Regions from separate parts of the Homo sapiens genome. Here region 1 is linked to region 2. A link is an interaction called in ENCODE POLR2A ChIA-PET data of the cell type or tissue named here. Cell type or tissue: PC-9. All regions are shown on one strand. Each heading gives the region's core, and the rest is flanking DNA. Links, peaks and the distances in the headings are about the cores only. Region 1 overlaps SLC44A3-AS1 (SLC44A3 antisense RNA 1). Region 2 overlaps ABCA4 (ATP binding cassette subfamily A member 4).

Evidence for each region. ChIA-PET counts read pairs that join two places held together with the same protein. Peaks named below come from ENCODE experiments on the same cell type or tissue, not always from the same donor. Only the 100,000 strongest peaks of a DNase experiment are listed, where the experiment ranks them.
Region 1: POLR2A ChIA-PET joins it to region 2 with 12 read pairs; 1 of 35 experiments calls an interaction of 5 or more read pairs at or near these places.

The regions. Positions count from the first base shown.
Region 1 is chr1:94,808,033-94,813,406 of GRCh38, reverse strand. The region is part of intron 1 of SLC44A3-AS1 (SLC44A3 antisense RNA 1); the gene reads left to right. Among named protein-coding and RNA genes, the nearest start is that of SLC44A3-AS1, 9.5 kb to the left of the region's middle. In PC-9, for the core only: no CTCF peak of the experiment used is centred there; a DNase peak (open chromatin) is centred at 5,106; H3K27ac peaks cover 412 bases.
Region 2 is chr1:94,099,586-94,104,959 of GRCh38, reverse strand. ABCA4 (ATP binding cassette subfamily A member 4) reads left to right here. Exons shown (of 50, transcript NM_000350.3): 5 at 1,818-1,945. Among named protein-coding and RNA genes, the nearest start is that of ABCA4, 19 kb to the left of the region's middle. RefSeq lists an enhancer at 3,069-3,569. In PC-9, for the core only: no CTCF peak of the experiment used is centred there; DNase peaks (open chromatin) are centred at 3,209 and 3,699; H3K27ac peaks cover 3,662 bases.

The DNA.
Region 1 (5,374 bases), core at 263-5,262, 710 kb before region 2:
GCTGAAGTTCATTAAACTTCGTTAAATTGCTGGGGGTTCATTAAACTATTTTCTCTACTTTTGTTATTTTTCTAACTTTACACACAGACACACACGATGACTGTAGGGTCCGACCTGCAGACCCTGACCCAGCAACGAATGAGAGACATACACTAACACAGCTGTCAGTCCAGCTAAGGGGCTCTGTTCTGAGTCTGGAGCATTGCCCCATAAGCTGGCAAAGTTTGCATTTATTTAGTACAGATTAAATGACAAAGGTCTTGAGTAAACACCACTAGAGGGTAATTAACATTGCCGACCCCCCCACCCCCCAGCAGAGAGCAATTATGCACCTGAGGTTGATCAGTTTGGTCTTAGGACCACAAGAGTAAACAAGCTATTTCAACTCCACACATTCCCTTGTTGTTTGCTTTTTTGCTATCAACTAAAGGTAAAGAGGATTAGGCTGCCTTCAGCCAAATCTGGTACTGAAGCCATGCAAACCCCCCAGCCTTCCAGGAGGGTTTGTGTTTATTTTCTATAACTATCTTTATAATTTTTCCTCTACAATTTTTCCCACCACCCTGACTGTACTCCCACAGATGATGACAATGCATGCCACCTCCTGAGCTTCCACTTGGGAAGTAGACATGCTTAACACTTCTGTATGGATGCACCTGCTCTTGAACATACCTACCTTGTTTCTTTTGTTTCTGCCTTTTTTTTTTTTACTCCCCTCTACCCCCCACAGCTTGGGCACTCATGCCTGACCCTCTCTATTCCTCACTGAGGCAACATCATTACTTAGCCTTAGGATCATTGTATCTCCAGATCTATTGGCTCAGCTAAGGTGCCAAGCTCTCACAGTTTCCCACCCTCAATCTCTTCACTCCAACCCCATGCAGGCCCCTGGAGCTTCTGTAGCACTTTGGCCTTAACAGTTTTTCCTCTTCTCTGTGTGTTTCTTCATCCTATACCTCACATTCCCCTCCTGCCCATCTGTTCCTAACTTTCTCATGATTTTCATGTTTGTCTTATATTCTAATCTGCATCTCTTCCAAAGGCCTTTGGCACCTTTTTCTAAAACTTCTAGGTGCTCTCTGAAGATGTTGAGATCTTGCTTCTGTCCCAATCTGGTCACACAAAGATGCAGTTAGGGCCACTCAGGTTGCCTGCTTTGCTTTCAAGTGTCTGACTATTACCTCTTTGGGGCAGGTCTCCCAGATGCAGACTGAAGCTTGACCTAAGCTTCAGCCTGTGAATCTTATTGACACTGTACTTTGGGGCCAGCACTAAGAAAGGCCAGAACTTCCCACCCTTCATCCCACTTTTCCCAGGCTTCCTTACCCTCCTCATCAGCTCCTGTGGCTGAGTTCCCACCATGCTTTGGGCCTGATGCCCTCTGGATAAAATACCATGATGTTAGACTCTGATGGAGCAATTTCTCGTCCCAGACTAAGAAGGGGCTCACCTTACAAGAGTCAGTTATCAGAGGCTCCAGTGCGGGCAGGATCACTGACTCAGAAGGACCAGATCCTTCCCCATCTTGCCTTTCCTGTCAGCCATGGGGGCTTGTACCTCAGACTGGAAGCCAGAGATGAGATGAAGGATGCAAGAGGTCTTGGGTCTTTGTACTTGGTCCAGAAATGGCCCAAGATATACTGGATAGATAAGGAGGCACTGGGGAGCACTTGGCTGAGACAGGGAGGGAGGTGGGGGGAAGGAAACCAAGCAAGGTGTGTGTGCAAAGGACTCCCAGCTCTTTAAATCTGGATCCTGGTCATTTCAGGATGAGGAAGTTTCAGCCTCAGAAGACCTTCTTTTCTCCTTGAAATCTTTGGATTAGAAATCTGGTCTCTGGGGGAACCTTGATTAATTTTAGCCTATCTTTATTCAACAGGGATTGACTCAGCACTTGCTTTGTGCCAGGACTTGGGCCAACTCAAGGGGCACGAACACCAAGAAGGAATATTTGCCCACTCCAGCGAGGTCAAGCTCAGTTGAGGGTTAATGATGAGGCAGGCTGATGCGGGTTCTTTGCCCAGTCCCAGGGTTCCAAGAAGCCTTCCTGGGAGAGGGGGCCTGAGTTGAATGGTGCAAGATGAACAAGAAATGGCAAGATAGAGAAAGGTGGGGAGGGCTTCCCAGGCAGAAGAGAGAGCATGGCTAAAGGGCTAGGGGCATGGAGCAGCAGGGGACCCCCAGCCATGTAGTATCACTGGAGGATGAAAATAAGGGGGAGAAGGAGGGAGGGAGAGAAGGTATACTTCTGAGGGCAGAACTAACTCAGCCGTTAGGGCCCAGCATGCCACACCAAGAAGCCGTTTGCCTTTCTGTGATTGTATCTTTCTCATTTGCTCCCACTTTGTAGAACAGCTTTTAGAAAATGCTACCCTGTCTTGGTTGTGCTCAAAGGACTGGAAGGAGAGGGGCTTGTGTTCCCCTTGTACCTCTGAAGAGCAGGGAGCAAGGGTAGGCTTGGTGGGGGCAGCAAGATTCCAGCAGGAAAATACTTTTTTTTTTTTTTTTTGAGATGAAGTTTCGTTCCGTTGCCCAGGCTGGAGTGCAATGGCACGATCTCAGCTTACTGCAACTTCCGCCTCCCAGGTTCAACTATTTCTCCTGCCTCAGCCTCCCAAGTAGCTGGGATTACAGGCATGCTCCACCACATCTGGCTAATTTTTGTATTTTTAGTAGAGATGGGGTTTTGTCATGTTGGCCAGGCTGGTCTCGAACTCCTGACCTCAGATAATCCACCTGCCTTGGCCTCCCAAAGTGCTGGGATTACAGGTGTGAGCCACCATGCCCAGCCCCAGCAGGAAAATTCTTATGGGGAGGTGAGGCAAGGGAACAGTATAGCCACCAGGCTCCCTTCTTAAATGTGTTCCTTGGAACACAGTCTCTCCTTTAGCCCTGAGGGACTTTCAGTTTGGTTAAAAAATATTTTTTAGTTACAAAAGATTATATATGTCACATTACATTATTTATGTTAATATATTCTTTTGCATATATCAAACATTGCATAATAAAAACTGTAGTACACATGGGGTATATACTAAGTTATAAGGCATAATGACATGAACACACCTAAACTCACTACCCAATTAAATAACTAGAATATTCCCATAATGCTTCTCCTTGGACACAACTCCTGCTAAGCTTTCAATCTCAGAGGTAACCACTGTTCTCAGTTTTGTTTACCCCCTTACTTAAACATACCTTTTTTTTTTTTTTTTTGAGACGGAGTCTCACTCTGTCACTCAGGCTGGAATGCAGTGGTGTGATCTTGGCTCACTGCAACCTCTGCCTCCTGGGTTCAAGTGATTCTTGTGCTTCAGCCTCCTGAGTAGCTGGGATTACAGGCACGCACCACCACGCCCGGCTAATTTTTGTATTCTTAGTAGAGACGGGGTTTTGCTGTGTAGGCTAGACTGGTTTCAAACTCCTGACCTCAGGTGATCTGCCCGCCTCGGCCTCCCAAAGTGCTGGGATTACAGGCATGAGCCACCGCGCCCAGCCTACTTAAACATACTTATTATTTTAGATTATTTCACTCCTTAAATAACATAATTTAGTTTGCTTTTTAGGGGATATTACAAAAAATGATGGTGTATGGTAGGGAGTCATCTGGAACTTTTTAACTCTACACTTTTTTTTAATGTGTGATTTTAAAGTTGAGGTTGGCTAAACATTTGGAATTTATGGACATAAAGATGGCAACAATAGAAACTAGGGACTATTGGGGGAGTGAACGAGGAGAGCAAGGATTAGAAAACTAACTACTGGTTATTATGCTTATTACCTGAGTAATGGGATCATTTGTACCTCAAACCTCAGCATCATGCAATATGCCCAGGTGACAAACCTGCACATGTACCCTCTAAATCTAAAATAAAAGTTAAAAAAGGCCAGGTGCAGTGGCTAATGCCTGTAATACCAGCCTTGTGGGAGGCTGAGAGGGAGGATTGCTTGAGGCCAGGAATGCAAGACCAGCCTGGGGAGCATAGCAAGACCCTGTCTCTTGCTCTCTCTTTTTTTAAGTTTAAAAAAATAAAAATAAAATAAAATTGAGGTTGGTTCTTTATAGACTAAACCAAACAATCTAACCATAGACTCTCTGACCATAGTATAGAAGGATAGAACAGTCAGACTGCTAAGTCCTTGAATTCTACTGAAGATAAGATGTATGAACTGCTGGGGACTGGTTGGTCTAATTTGTTGGCTTTCTTTTGTCTCACCATTTCCATTTAGTTGGATATTAGTGGTGTTTTTATGTTAATCACATCTATTGTCTCCTACATTTCTGCATTTGTGCAGGGCAGAGCCTTCCTATGAACAACCTCAAGAAATTTCCTACTTACCTTCACCAAGCATTTCTACCTGTGTCTGGGATGCCTCTTGCTGAAGCACTTGCTGGCACTCTGAGACACTCTGAGTACCAGTCTTGAGAGACCATTTTCTTCTTTCTGTGTCTTTTAATGAGTAATGAGAGTTCTAGCAGGAAGGCATTTCAAATTATTCTTTTATGGTGCTGGAGACTGAACAGAAGGGAGATTATGACCTGGTCTCTCTTGCATGTTCTGAGGAACGGTAGACCTGGAGGCGCTATTGAAAAAAATATCCTGTGGTTAGATATGGTTTAGAAATATTGTTCTGTATCCCATTTATTGCAGTGTTCATCAGTATACTAGAGATTTGACCAAAGTACCCGTGTGTGTGTGTGTGTGGTGTGTGTAACAAGTATTAACACTGGCCAAAAAAAAAAAAAAACGCAGCAGTTCTGGGTAGTGCTGTTAAAGACTACATTTTTTGACGACATGGACAACTTAATTTGTTTTGAAATATGCAGGGTCTTAGGTAAGTGGGTGGAATGATTGTCAAGGCACTTGAAAAGCCCTCCTCTCTCGTGCCTACCCTACCTGATTAATGTACCTAAAATGCTGTCTTAGAGAGGACAACTTTTTAACACACATTGGAGAAAAAATTAAAATACAAATGGCCCTGGGAGAGGGCATTTGAGTAATAAATCCATAATAAGATGTAAATGACTAATGCCAGATACGTTTCTTATCTCAGGTTTTTAGAGGAAGAGAGCTACACCACAAGGCCACCAGGGCTTCTGAAGGCTGAGAGCAGTGTCATGAAAGGCAGGGCAGGGGCCCACAGGTCAAACCGCAGCCTCTGTTTATCTTTCCCAGAGCCAGCTTACTGCAACATTCAGTGAATTTTATGACCTGCAATGTTCATTTGTTTAACTGGAAATGTAAAACTACATTTTCATTTTTTTTCTTTTTTTGAGATGGAGTCTCACTCTGTCGCCCAGGCTGTAGTGCAGTGGCAACCTCCACCGCCCAGGTTCAAGTGATTCTCCTGCCTCAGCCTCCTGAGTAGCCGG
Region 2 (5,374 bases), core at 116-5,115:
TGTGTGCGTGTGTTGGGGATGGTGTTGGTGGAGTGAGAGTGTACAAGGCTGTGTATGAAGGGGTAATTGGGAAAAGAACAATGGAGCTGGCACCCAGGGACAGGAGGAAAAGCAGGAGGGCTGGGTTTGGAAGACAGCCGGATTTATGTTTTTGAAGAGGGAAGACTAGAATATAAGGGAGCAGCCCTTCTCAGAGCCCTCCTCCTCCCTTCGGGCCCTGTGTCCAGCTTTCCCCAAAGTCCTTGGATCTTTCCTATGCAAAGGGGAGTGACAGTGGGCACCACTCTCAGGGAACCCATTACTGTGAGAGAAGCCACTGTGCCACTGTGTGGTCGAACTTCAAGACCGGCTTCCCCTGCCCCAGCTGCATGGACAGGCCTGTGGGGTTGGCGCAAGACCCTTCCAGAGGAAACTAGCTGCAACATAAATCCGGATATGGTGCTGTTCAGGGAAAGGCACAACCTGGGGATGAGAAGGGTGGCTGTCCAGCACACAGGGGCAGGCCTCTTGGCCACTGGGGGAGGGGAGAATTTGGAGAGGAAGAGGATGGGATGCCGTGGAATTGGGACCAGGAAAGAATGGGGACATGTGATGGTTAAAGCTAGTTAGAGAAGAACTGGGAGATAAACAGTCACCCATGCCCCTGAAGCACTCGGGGTGAAGAGATTGGCATTTTCACGCACCCCAGTGCTTTCCCTTTGTGTTGAAGTCCCTTCGTAGACATCCAGGCCCATAAGGCTCTTCTCTGGCCAGAGCCTCATGAACTATAGCACTAGCAGGGTTGAGGCCAAGCATTGGCCCTGGAAGCCAGCCGAGGAGGAGGGTGCTTGTGTGAATCTCCCAGGAGGGGTAAGAATTATATTAATTCGATCATAATAAGCATTTATTGAGTGCTGTTTTGAGGCCTGGGAGCTAAGCACTTCACATTCCTTACCCCGCATCAACAATCCTATGAGGTAGATGTGGAAAATGCAGACACGGGGACAGGCTCAATCACTTGCCCCAAGGTCACCTTAACTGTTAGGTGTTCTTTATGCCTCCTTATAAAGAAACCCTGCTTCCCACAGGTGTTGAGAGGAGCTGGAGGGAGCTTGACTAGGGCTCATCAGGCAAGCCCCGGCATGTGCCTGGCTCTCCTCTTTCTACCTGGAGCTTTTCCTGCCCTTAATGGCCCCAACTCATTTCTCTTAGTCCATGTCAGTGCCCTGAGCATCTCAGCCCAAGCTGAGATGATAGAAACACCCAGAGGGGTCCTCTACCCTGTGACAGCTGCGGTGTGGGAAGAGCACGTGTCTCCTCCAATCCTAGACCAGAGTTTCTCAGCCTCAGCATCACTGACACTTGGGGCTAGATAATCCTTTGTGTGGGGGAGGGAGGAGTGTCTTGGGCCTTGCAGGATGTTTAGCAGCATCTCTGGCCTCTACCCACCAGCACCTCCCCAGTTGTGACACCCAGAAATGTCTTTAGATCTTGCCAAATATTTCCAGGAGGATGAAATTCCCCTGTTTCAGTTCCCCAGCCCCACCTCAATGAGAAGCACTGTCCTAGACCAACCCCACAAAGCATCTGACACCCCCATCCAGCCCTGGCTAACTTTTTCCACCTTCTTACTAAATTGGGCCCAGCTGCTTCAGCAGTCAATGTGTTGGGGGCAGCCCACTGGCAAGAGCCTCACCTCTAGGGGCTCCCAGAGACCCCAAGAACAGAACCTTCCTCTGAGAGTTGAGTTACAAGTGTTTCCAATCGACTCTGGCTGTTTTCCTTTTTTTGACCCATTTCCCCTTCAACACCCTGTTCTTTCTCTTATTCATATGTAGGAAGAGGAATACGAATAAGGGATATCTTGAAAGATGAAGAAACACTGACACTATTTCTCATTAAAAACATCGGCCTGTCTGACTCAGTGGTCTACCTTCTGATCAACTCTCAAGTCCGTCCAGAGCAGGTAGGGGGATGTCACTGGCCAGTGGTCCCTGGAGGGGAGGGAAGCACCCAGCCTGAGAAAGGCAAGAAATATATTGGCTTTTTTCTTCTTTCTTCCTTGTGTTCACATTCAGAATCCATCACTTAATGCCTTGTATTTAGAAAAAAACCGGGGGATCACTTGAGATCGTGATCATTTTCAACATAGGATTCGAAGCTGTACACATCCTGGTGACCTTAAAACATCTCAGGTTTTTATAACTGGAAGGAACCTTAGAGATCATGGGGCACAACCTTCTCTTTATAGATGAGGAAACAGAAATCTATTCATTTATTACTCAAATATTTAGGGACAGTTGTAGGTACTAGAACACAGTGTGAACCAGACAGGCAAAACCCCAGGCCAGGGAGCTTCCATTCCAGTGGGGCCACAGGCGATGCTCAGGTAAGCAGAGACTCCGCTGTGTGACTTCTGGCTGTGATGGGTGCTGCAAGGAAAATCCGGTAGAGTCGAGGGTTAGAGAGGGACGGAGGGGCAGGTTTAAGGGGGATGCTCAGGAAGGCCTTCCTGAGGAGGTGGTATTTGAGCAGAGTTGTCTGTCAGCCACACAGTAAGTGAGAGGGGAGTTCCGGGCTTGGAAGCTGCCAGCACAGTGCTGGCAAGTGCTGGGGTGGCGTCCCGAGGCTACAGAACCTGAGATGCTGCAGAAGAGCCCACTTCTGCTTTCCTGGACCACTTCCTTCTCAGCACCAGGCAAACTCCTTCTTCTATCCCCTGGCACATTTCTGACCTGTGTATACGCCCCCAATTTATCTAACCCCTTTAAATAATCTCCTCTATTTATGCAGAGCATTCTTACCACTAACTCACGACTTGCACATCCCTTAGCTCCCTTACTCCTCACAACAATCCTGAGATGGGTCAGAGAAGGAGGCTTGCGCGTCTGGTGATGGGGTGATTTGTGCACAGTTACAGGGCTAGAAATTGTCAGAGCCAGATGGAATCCAGGTCCTCTCAATCCTAATCCAGTGTTTCTTACTTCAGTCCTGTGGCTCTCAAAGCCCAGAGACCAGCAGCATCAGCGATGCCTGGGAGCTTGTTAGGAATGCAAATTATCAGGGCCCACTCCAGGTGAACTGGGTCCAAAGCCCTGGGATAAGGCCTAGCAATCTGTGCTTCACAAGCCCTCCAGGTGATTCCGCAGGCTCAGGTGTGAGAGCTGCAGCTGTCCTCTGGGCCTTCTGGGCTCCCCGCCCAGCTTCTTCAGTGTGATGAACACAGCGAGAATGCTAGATCTGCAGCAGCTGATATCCCAGACACCCTCCCGACTCCCTCCTGGCTGGGTCTGATCCTCCTCCAGACTCCAGGAGAGAACGAGACATAAACAGAACTTCAGAGCCTGTGTTAACCCTGAGATCAAGGTCTGCACAGGGTGCTGTCTGAGTCCAGAGGAGTGAGGGACCCCACCCCACCTGGTCAGCACCAGCTCCTGGAAGCAGGTTCTCACACTGGTTCCCTGCACAATGAAGGAGCTCATACCTGCTTTTCTGGCTTCTCAGACCCTGAGGTTTTCACCGAAACTAGACAAGGGGAACCTAGGGTCAGCCTGGAGGCAGGGTGAGCTTGGCGCCTGCAGTGCCCAGGCCCTGGGTGGTGCGGCTCCGGCCAGGCCCTGTTTAGCTTCCTCTCCCACCCCCACAGAGGGGGTGCTGTCGGCACCGATTGCTCATTTTCCCCTTTGCTTTCTCTTCAGCTCGTAAAACTCAAGTCCTGACAATGCCTTGATGACTTCCAGTTGGTAATAAAAGGGAGATGAAGATAAGGACAGGAATTTCGGGGAAATTTCTTTCCAGTTCCTTACTAATGTGACATTTAGATCTCTAGTACTGTGCTTCTGGCATCAGTGCCAAGGCCTTTCATGTTGGAGAATGGAGGCCGGGGTCACCAGGTTGTGCCTTTATTTCATGTTGCTGGCTCTGATGAGCTGATGCTCTGCTGATTAGCAAACGCTGAGCCATCTGCGCTTCGCAGAGGCACGTTCCAGCCAACCCGGCCCTCCCTGCCCACTTCCCAGGATGCTTTGCCTTGTGGGCTCACCTGTCTTCTAGCTCCTGATCTGTATCTCCACCTCCATCCAGTTCCGGGGCTCCTTATCAGCACTGTTCCCAGAACTGTCCATCACGATGGCAACGTTCTCTCTGGGCGCTGTCCAACATGGGAGCTCGCCTCTGTGTTGTCACTCATGCTCATTGAACATGGATTTGTGTCCTTTACCATCAGGACTGGATACCCCTCCTGGTCCTTTCTGCCTGGGGTCTTAGCACAGCTCAGAAGGAACCTCACCATTCCCTCTCTCCATCTAGGGAATTAGAAGATGACAGGGGCACAGTTCTCTGGCTCACCCCCAGCCCAGTAAACTCCTGGACATGCTTCAAGGCCCAGCTCAGATGTTGCCTCCTCAGTGAAATAATTTATAAACCCACCCTTCTTTGTCCTGCCTTCTCCCTCTTCCCTACTCACTGGAGAGTTAACAGGTGATGGTTAAGCTCTGGGTTCAAATCTCACAAGGCCACACACTTAGCTATGTGACTTCAGGCAAGTTAATTAACCACTCTGTGCCTCTCGTTTCCTCATTTGTAAAATGGAAATAGTAAAAGTGCCTACCAGCATGGCAGTTGAAGTTAAAAGAAATAATATATGTGAACACTTGGAAGGGCGCCTGACACATAGTAAACTCTCAGTAAATACTAGCTGCTTTTAGTGGCTATTCTTAACACACCCTCTTCAGTGCTCTGGTTTCACTATGTTTTATGGGTCCCTGAGATCGAAAGTGTCCACACCGACTCATGGTCAGCTGTAACCTGTGCCTCGTGTGGGGACCAGGCTGCCATGTGTAGTCTGGACAGTGTAGGAGGTGGCAGAGCTCAGGCCTGTTCTGCCCTCCAGCCCAGAGAGCCACGTCGTTAGATGTCATGGGAGACTGTGGTGCCCCGGGAATCTCACGAATTTGCCCACGGTACTCAGTGTCTGTCCAATGCTATGGGAGTCCAGGACTCTAGGAGCCAGTTAAGGTGCTGGGTGGCCACAGGTCCCTGGCCAAGGTCCAGGCCTCTCCCCTGCCACCTGATCCTCGAGAGGCCATCACGAGGGTTGTACTTCAAGAACCACTATCCTTGAGCTACCTAGGAGCTGCAGAATGTGCACTCTGCAGGGCTTAGGGCCTGCAGACAAGATAGATGCAGGGTGTCTAGTTAAATTCGAACTTCAGATAAACAACAAATAATTTTTTCAAATAATTGTGTTCTATTCGGTCCCTATTTGGGACATATTTGTACTAAAAAGTATTCATTTATCTGAAATTCAGATTCGACTGGGCATCTGGTGCTTTTGTTTGCTAAATCCAAGAGCAAATTTGTTCTAGCTACTTCTCAACCCCACCTTCAGAGAGGA